2 separate regions of the Homo sapiens genome follow, and region 2 is linked to region 1. The links are chromatin loops, found by intact Hi-C in ENCODE. Cell type or tissue: heart right ventricle. All regions are shown on one strand. Links, peaks and the distances in the headings refer to the core of each region. The heading gives the core; the rest is flanking DNA.

Region 1 (4,395 bases), core at 164-4,163:
AAACAATGGCATTATTACAAGTGGAAAAGAGAACAGAATGCATGGTTAAAGTGCATATGATCCTTTGGGTTTCAGCACAGCATGTCCACAGAGAAATCCTCTCTGGCGTCCTAAGTATGGGCCTGAGGTTCCTACAACCTCTTCCCACTGAGCACTCACAGTGCAGGATAGGCTTACTCTAGGTGGCCTCTCTAGTCCCAGAACAAGGACTGTCTTAGGGTACCTTCAGTCCCAGGGCTTGGGCGTACTGTTTCCTCACATTGACAAGGCAAGCCTCCAGCCGCCATTGATGAGAAAGTCCACAAGATGGAGATGTCACTACAGGGAAGGGAAGAGGATGGGCCCGGCCTTTCCCAAAGCCTCACAACCACATATGCGCTTGAGGTGTGGTTGTTTGCTTGTTTGTTTCATTTGAATACTTGAACACAAATAGTTCAAATATTCCTGTAGTTTTATTTTCTTTCACAAAGAAAACATTTAGAAATTATCTGCTCAAAAAGTACATTTTCAAAAAGTGAAGTGTTTTAAAAGTCTGCTTTCATTAAACAGTTGCATCTTGTATTCCTGAGGGCCTTTGCAGATAGTTCTGGTTTTCTCGTTTTGTTTTGTTTTCTCTTAAGTTCCAAACTTCATGAAAATATTACTCTATTTCTAAAAGAGAGCCCTATTAACAAAGCTATAATAGGAGATATGGAGATGGATTCATTTTAATATCCTTGACTTAATTTTCCATATTGTTTCTTCAGCACTTCCTTCCTATGTCAATTTATCATTCCAAGTTTTATCAACATCTAACACATGAATATACTTGTTGGGGAAGAAATGGAAAACTCCAAGCTCATGACAATGTCCACTTGCATTTCCAAAGTGGGCCGAGGTGCCTGAAGGGTGTTTTAGTTGGCCTGATTATCCCAGGACTTCAGTGAAGTAGTCTTGTTTCCAAATCAAGGGAATGAAGTTCTAGAACTTCCTAGTATTGTACAGGGCTCAGGCACAATGTTTATTAGTCAGGGGTATGATCACAGAAGACGCGCATCCTCATTGCAGAAATGTAACCATTATTGATAATATAGTTCCTTTTTGGTTTTAATAATATATGTATATATAAAACATACCAACCATAAATCTTACAAATTCTACTAAAGTATATATACCTCAGTAAAAATAATCACACATCTTAATGGGCAAAAAATACTTGCATAGGTGAAATTAGATTATGGGTGATATCCAAAGAATTCAGTTGTCAAATATGACAAAGAAAAAATTCAAACTATATAAAAATGTCTATTATCATAAGTGCAACTGATGTAATATTCTTGGGCGATGGTGCACAAGTATGATTTGGAGTTAGAAGATCCTCTTATTTCTTTTTTTTTTTCCCCCACTTACAAAACATAAGTAAAGTGGTAATACAGCCAGGTCCAGTGGCTTCCTGGTCTTAATAAAACTGCACATCTGATATGTCAAATGATTCATCATATGTTTTTTCAGAGCCACACAAGGTGACAGTGAAAAAGACAAGCAAATGTAAAGGAGGTGATAGACTCTTAGAAGCTACCGTACTCGCTCGTGGATAGAGTGATGGTAAAGAAAACCAAGTTCCTACAGCAACAGCGTACTGTAAGAAGGAAAGGAACTTAGGAGAGTCATCCCACCACTGCTGTTCCCCAGTGACCCCATCCCAATGCCAGGCTCTCTGAGGGATTTAACTCCAGAGCCTTCTTCAAGCCAAGGACTGCTGAGTCCACACCTCCCCAGGGCCTCTGGAACATCTCCCTGGATGTCAGACAGGCTCCTTGGACCACCCATGCCCCATGCTGGAAGTCTCCACCCAATTTGCTTTTCTTCCAGTATCGTCCCAGTTCCTTGTTTCTAACATCCATACACTCGTGCAAGCCTGAACCTCTACTCATTTTGCGTCTCCTCTTACCCTCCAGGCGGCAGCCAACTCTGCCAAACCTGCTGCTCCTGGCAAGTCCCACAGCCAGTGCCATGTTGGGCACGGTCATCTCTCTTGGACTCTGACACTGCCTCGCGGCAGCCCTTGTTCCTGCAGCCTCACCCCAGTGGCTTGTTCTATGCTACTAACAAATTAGAATTGGTTGCCTCCTGCCTCCTGTCTCCTGTTTCCAAACTTGAACAGCTCCAGTGGTCTCAGGATAAAGTCCAGCCTCTTCCCCAGGATGTTCAAGGCACTCTGGGATCCAAGTCTTTTTTGTTTTTGTTTTGTTTTTGAGACAGAGTCTCACGGTCACCCAGGCTGGAGTGCAATGGCACAATCTCGGCTCACTGCAACTTCCACCTCCCAGGTTCAAGTGATTCTCCTGCCTCAGCCTCCTGAGTAGCTGGGATAACAGGCGTGCACCACCACACTCGGCTAAGTTTTGTATTTTTAGTAGAGACGGGGGTTCACCATGTTGGTTGGGCTGGTCTCAAACTCCTGACCTCGTGATCTGCCCACCTCGGCCTCCCAAAGTGTTGGGATTACAGGTGTGAGCCACCGCGCCCAGGCTCTGGGATCCAATTCTACCATTCCTGGTTTAACTGCCCACCCTCCTTATCCCCAGGGGCACTTCAGCCAGTCCAGGCAGAGAAGGAGACACAGACAGGAGTCCTTCAGGATCCTGGATCTTCTAGCCCAAACCTGGACCTGGGATTCCAGTGGCAGAAAAGCGGGCAGAGGTTGGGGCTTCCCTTTCAGAACCTGGGAAGAACATCCAAGCCCAGGGCTTTGGTAATCTTGTGGGCCACATGGACCCCTGTCTGTATAACTTTATAACTTCACAGACCTCCAAAGTGTTCCCAAGCAGTGAGCAGCTAAGTCACCCCATCCTTCCATCAGTGTTTACTGTGGCTCTACTATTGCCAGGCCCCAGGCACTGTAGGGAACACACCAATGAACAGAGCCTGGTTCTAGTCCCTGAGGAGCTGGCAGCTTGGCAGGTGCAAGATGTGCAACGTCGTATCAGTCTGACTCCAATATTACTCACTTTGGCCCCAAATCTTACATCCCATTTGACAAGGGTCATCTGTATGGTGACCTTTTCAGGACTACAGGTAACTTCAGCTAATCCCAACAGGAGGTGCCCTAGGGTAAAGGACAGAACTACAGACAGGTAATGGTGTCTTCGGGGTAATCAAATGGTTACCTTATTATCAAGACCTAACTTAGCCCAAGTGTGCTCAGCCCAGGACCACACTGGACTGTGGAATCTGAGAGCTTGACACCGTAGGATCTACATGCCATCTTAGAAGTTAACAGTGACATGTGACTAGGCAAACCCCACTGGACCTCCCTTCCTCCCAGGGCTTAAGGTCTTGCCTGCTCTCAACCCAACCAAACCTCCAATCACCAGCAGCACTCGGCAAAACATACTTCAGAATACACATAGAAGAGGATCTAAATGTGGAACGCAGGTTGCTTTAAATTTGGGATTTGAGGTAAGTGATCTCTGATGTCGCTCATGTCTAGATTCCTGATGAATGAGGAGCTGCTGGAAGTTACATGCTATCATCTCCTACACTAACAGCTTCCACCAGATACACATGGTGGGCTTCACACAGCACTCCCGAGTGGACTTTTGTTTGCTCATCAAAATCACCCTCTAAGGTATGGGTTGGTGTAATTGGCATTTACCCTCAGGGTTAAATAACTTCCAAGTGAGTGAGCTGGAATCCTAACCAGTCTTCTCTAACTCAGCACTCTTGCCATGTGAGGGTAACTTTCTAACTGTTCTAAAATTACAGGTCTTACCTTTCCCTTGTAAACACATCCTTGGGCAATCATTTGCTTCTGGGAGTCATAATCAGTTAATTTCTGGTGGTCTAATACTCTTGCCAAGTTAAATTCCTTCCATGTACCCATACAATTCTTTTCTCTTCTGGTAGGTCCTGGATTAATTATACAGCACCTTAATGGGCCCACTACTTTCTGATTTACACAGATTTAATCATTCAATGGTGAAAACTGATGTGTATATAACAAATTGCAGAGCTTACGTAAAATCTAGAACAGTTTTTAAGGAATGAATCAAAACATTCACACAAATATTTTAGAAGACATTTTTATACTTTCTATGGAAAGTGTGTAGGGGGATGAGACGCTAATATTAAAATATCACCTCTAATAAAATATTTGCTTAGTAAATAGTGTGAAAGAAAGAGAAAATATTCCTGGCTTCGGACAATGTTCTGTAAAGGAAAATACTTCATGTTATGTCTTTTATTTATATTTTTCCTTTAACCACACTTAACCAAATTGATTCCCCTCACTTGAGGACTGTGAAGCTATCAGCGTGCTTGTCGAACTCACCTTTCCAACCTGGCCTCCTGTGGGGGTGAGACGGATGATGTGGGGGTGGTGGGCACACTGGATCCAGATGAGGGTCTTGAGGA
Region 2 (4,395 bases), core at 158-4,157, 80 kb after region 1:
GGTCTTCAGCTCTCACCCCCATATTTGGGTCATCTGAGCAGATCACACAACAGTGACATGCCAGTGGCTCCAAGACCAGAGGGCTCACCGAATCTCCTCTCCTTGCCCATCAGCCAGTGTCTCCTGGGGCACATGGAGCACCAGGCTCCATGGCACTTAGCTCTCTTTGGGAATATTTCCTTCATCTCCAAACCAGTGTGTCCAAAGTTTTCTTGCCAACAAACCCCAATGTCCAACTCTTCTACTGCCATTGGCACTGCCATATTTCTAGCTGCAGAGTCAAACTGTGACCCCCAACCTTTGATTCCTTTTATTTTCCTATATCCAGAAATCTCCTCCTAGAAGGCTAGTCCTCAAAATGTCTCTATTTTTTCATTATTCTGTTTCCACTGCTACTCTCACCTCACAGCTGTGATACTGAGCTAACCCTTCCCACCCAGCTTTCCCATCCCTGTCAATTTCCCCTCCTCCACCACTCCATTCTACACACCACGTTACTTATTTTTTCTTCATTTTGCAGTCCTAAACAAACTTTCAGCAATGTCCCCAGTGTTGGGGGTGGGGTGGCTGGCGGGTGGGCTCATAGGTTCTCTAATGTATATGACAGAGAAAGAGAGAGCGCATGAGCACGAGCATGTATGTATGTGTGTGTACGTGCGTGCAAGGAGGGCCTTGGCCAGGGCTCCTCCAGATAGGCCTACATAGGAGTAGGGAGGCCTGCACACCCTCACACAAGTAGAAAGGAAGTCTGGAGACCTGTGATCAGCAATATGGGGCACAGATGGAAGGATGAGATCCAATGGGGCTGATGGGAACTTAGACAGAGCAAGGCAAGCTAACCTGGAGAGCAATGCAGACAGGGAAGCTTCCATGCCAGCGCCCTGAGGCACCCCTAAGAGGCAGCAAGGAGGTGAGAGTTTGCCAGGCTCAGGGCCCTGAGGCCTTCCCCTTGGGCCAAAAGAGGATCCATAGAGATAAAGAGACAGACTCTCTGTGCTGGGTGACAAAGGGCCATGCTGTATAGACTGAATCATCTTACTCCAATTAATTAGAATTCCAGATGTATGAAGAGAAAAAAATCCACATCCTGTGATAAGTCATGGGCCTGGCATCTGCCTCTTACCTCTGACTGGAGAGTTTAAAGATTGGCTCTTGTAAATAGAAAGAAACACTTTATTGAAAACACTTTTTTCTTTCTTTTAAAAAGTCATTATTTGGCTACGAATGCATTATTTTCTCCCCTGGCTATGAGTCTCAAATATCTGCAAATATGCATTGCATAATGAGCCTCTGGCAGGCTGCAAAATCACATCTTGTTGCCTTTCATGGAAGAAAAATGATGAATTATGAAAACACAGTGACAAGATGTTTCTGCTCCAGTACTTCCTTTATCAACTCTGTGACTGTATAAGGCAAAGGCAACTGGATGTCAAGGTAACCTTTCCAGGTTAAGATAAATCTGACTCTTTGTCAAAAGGAAATGCTAGGGCCCCTGGCTTTGCTGATTTCTTAATTTGAATTGGGGAAAACCCATTGCAGCTGTATTGACCAAACTGTATGTTTAAGGAGGAGACTGAGGCCTCCTTCTCAAAATCTAAGGGTCTTGGGTTGATGTATCTGTTGTTCTTTTCAATTTCTCATTATTCAGATGGGGGTGAGGGAAGAGTATCAGCAGACACTCTATTGGTTTTGTAAATAAGAGGTGATCTCATTAGAACTATGTAGACTGGAAATAAACTTGGCAGCTACTGCCTTTGTTAACTTTCAGCAACTCGCCTAGAACAGAGCACACCCTGCAGGGGGGCAGGAGACCTTCATGTGACATCACAGTTAGTGGGATGGGCTGTGGCATCACTGTTCCCCAGAATTCTCCTTTCCAACAACACAGTGAACTCCAAGGCACAGGCTGACTCTTGGCTCCACTCTCTTGTCCTCATTATGACCAGCACAGTGCAGAACACAGGAGCCAGAGACTATTCTAGACCTGCCTTTGGGAAAATAAAAGATGAAGACAGAAATCCACACAGATCCAGTGCTGACGGCCCAAATGGCTAGGGAGGAGGCGAGTGTGCCACCTTAGACAGAGGCCCTGAAGAGGCAGCCCAGAGTCCTGAACCACCACTGAGGAAGCACACACCGAGTGCACCGTGTAGGATGGGGAGGCTGGGAAAGCACAATTCCTACAAATGTATTTTTGAAACTTTTTAATTTTATAATTTTTCCATGTTATTTAGAAATGCAATAAAGATTTTCCTGTGTGTTTATTCTTTCCTGATTGTTTATTTTCCTTACAGAATGATTCCAAAGTAATATCAATATGATGCTGTTGCCACATCAGAGACTCTGAGCCATGGCATGCATTTCTGTTATTTCTGTTTTTTTTTTTCTCTGCTGCTCTTCTTCTTTTCCTCCTCCGTGGTCCTTCTCCTCCCTCTTTTCTATCTCTCCCTCTTCTTTTCTTTGTGCCTTTCCTCTCTTAGTCTATTTTTGCTGCTATAAAGAGAAATACCTGAGACTGGGTAATTTATGAAGAACAGAAATTTATTTCTCACAGTTCTGGAGGCTGGGAAGTCCCAGATCAAGGCACTGACTGTGAGGGCCCAGTCTCTCTGCATCCAAGATGGTGCCTGTTGCTGTATCTTCTGGAGGGCAGGAAGGTTGTGCCCTCACATGGCAGAGAATCAAAAGAGAGCAAATGCACTCCTTCCACAAATCCTTCTTATAATGGCATTAATCCATTCATGACAGCAGAGCTTTCATGACCTAAACACCTCTTGACACTGTTGCATTGGGGATCACGTTTACACCACAAAAATTTAGGGAGGCACATTCAGACCACAGCATTCTCTATGTAATCTCTCCCTGCTCACAGTGATTCTTCCCCATACCCATCCCACCTTCCCTAACCTTGCCCTCACTCTATTCTCTGTCTGGTGATGAGCTAACAGACTGTCAGTTTTTCTATTGTAAGCATGTTAGGTTTTATTTCCTTTTAGAAATAGGGCAAGTTGTTGGTGTTTTATCATGGCCATCATAAAACCATAAAGATATCTTAATTCAGCTGTGTCATGTACAAAAAGTCAATCTTTCTTGCAAAATCTCTTCCCATCTCCCTAGCTTTTATGTCCTTGAGACCATTCAGAGTGCCTTGGGGAGGGAGCAGGTTCCAAATGAACATGAAAGTTAGGGAGGCTTCCCAGCACAAGCAAGGAAAAAGGAGAAAAAACTGAAACAGGATATGAGATATAAATCTTCCCTCGGTCTGGCTGATGCAACCTAGAAAGCCCAGCATTTCACTCAGTGTCCAAGGTCACCTACATCAGTTTCAAAACAGAGTCACTTCCATTTTCCATAGAAAACAAAGCCAAACATTTTTTTTTAAAGATTTTCAATCTTCTGAGGGAAAGCATAGCTGTTTCTAATCTGAAATGGGGAAAAATTCTCTCATCAATAAGTACTAGAAAAAGAAAACCTGAGGGCAAGATGTGAGGGTCACCCACGGATATGGGACCCCATGGGGATTCGCATGCCAGTGCCAGCCACAGAGAAAAAGCCCTTCCAACCACACAAGGACACAATCACCAGGATTCTGAGAAGCCTGAGAAGGAGATACAGCCTAAAACTAGAACCATACTCCTCCCCAAATCAAACCAGGGCTGAGTGCTCCCAAAGGACAGCAGAATCCTTGGGAGGCAGGTGACTCCAGGGGTAGGGCCAGGGGATGGACTCCCCAGCAGAGCACAGCACTGTGAACAGCAGCCTGGAAAGGCTCACTCTAGTGGGGGTGGGCAGTGAACACAGGGATGGGGGACAGTCTGGGCAGACCACATGTGATATGGTTTGGTTCTCTGTCCCCACCCAAATCTCACCTTGAATTGTAATAATTCCCACATGTCATGGGAGGGACCCAGTGGGAGGTAAGTGAATCATGAGGGTGGGTTTTTCCCATGCTTTTCTCATGATAGTGAATAAGTCTTCTGAGATCTGATGGTTTTATAAAGGGTGGCTCCCCTGCACACACTCTCTTGCCTGCCACCATGTAAGATGTGCCTTTGCTCCTCCTCCGCCTTCCGCCATGATTTTGAGGCCTCCCCAGCCATGTGGAACTGTGAGTCCATTAAACCTCTTTCCTTTATAAATTACCCAGTCTCAGGTATGTCTTTATTAGCGGTGTGAGAACAGATTAATCCAATATGCTTTTCAGGGACCCTACAAAGCTATGCTGATTCTGTGACCTGTTTAATTCAGGTTCAAATTCTGTATCCAGGCCCTCAAGATCCCCCACTCCATCTGACCATGTTGCCCACTACAGCCACTCTGATCTCCATAACGTGCCACCCGTACAGCACTTTAACCTTGGTGCATGTGCACCTGCTCAGGACAGGGTCCCTTTCA

The links. A loop is a pair of places that touch in the nucleus more often than their neighbours do. Peaks named below come from ENCODE experiments on the same cell type or tissue, not always from the same donor. Only the 100,000 strongest peaks of a DNase experiment are listed, where the experiment ranks them.
Region 2: a loop joins it to region 1, with 2.6 times the contacts of the local background. A loop is called at or near these places in 6 of 110 quality-filtered maps.

What each region holds. Positions count from the first base shown.
Region 1 is chr18:36,658,106-36,662,500 of GRCh38, reverse strand. It overlaps FHOD3 (formin homology 2 domain containing 3), which reads right to left. Exons shown (of 29, transcript NM_001281740.3): 14 at 4,313-4,395. It overlaps LOC105372071 (a long non-coding RNA gene), which reads left to right. Exons shown (of 3, transcript NR_132982.1): 2 at 1,492-1,584; 3 at 1,938-2,112. Among named protein-coding and RNA genes, the nearest start is that of TPGS2, 170 kb to the left of the region's middle. RefSeq lists an enhancer at 220-379. In heart right ventricle, for the core only: CTCF peaks have their summits at 296 (motif pointing right) and 1,953 (motif pointing right); a DNase peak (open chromatin) is centred at 1,998; H3K27ac peaks cover 791 bases.
Region 2 is chr18:36,577,935-36,582,329 of GRCh38, reverse strand. The region is part of intron 6 of FHOD3 (formin homology 2 domain containing 3); the gene reads right to left. Among named protein-coding and RNA genes, the nearest start is that of TPGS2, 250 kb to the left of the region's middle. In heart right ventricle, for the core only: a CTCF peak has its summit at 1,797; a DNase peak (open chromatin) is centred at 1,869; H3K27ac peaks cover 3,273 bases.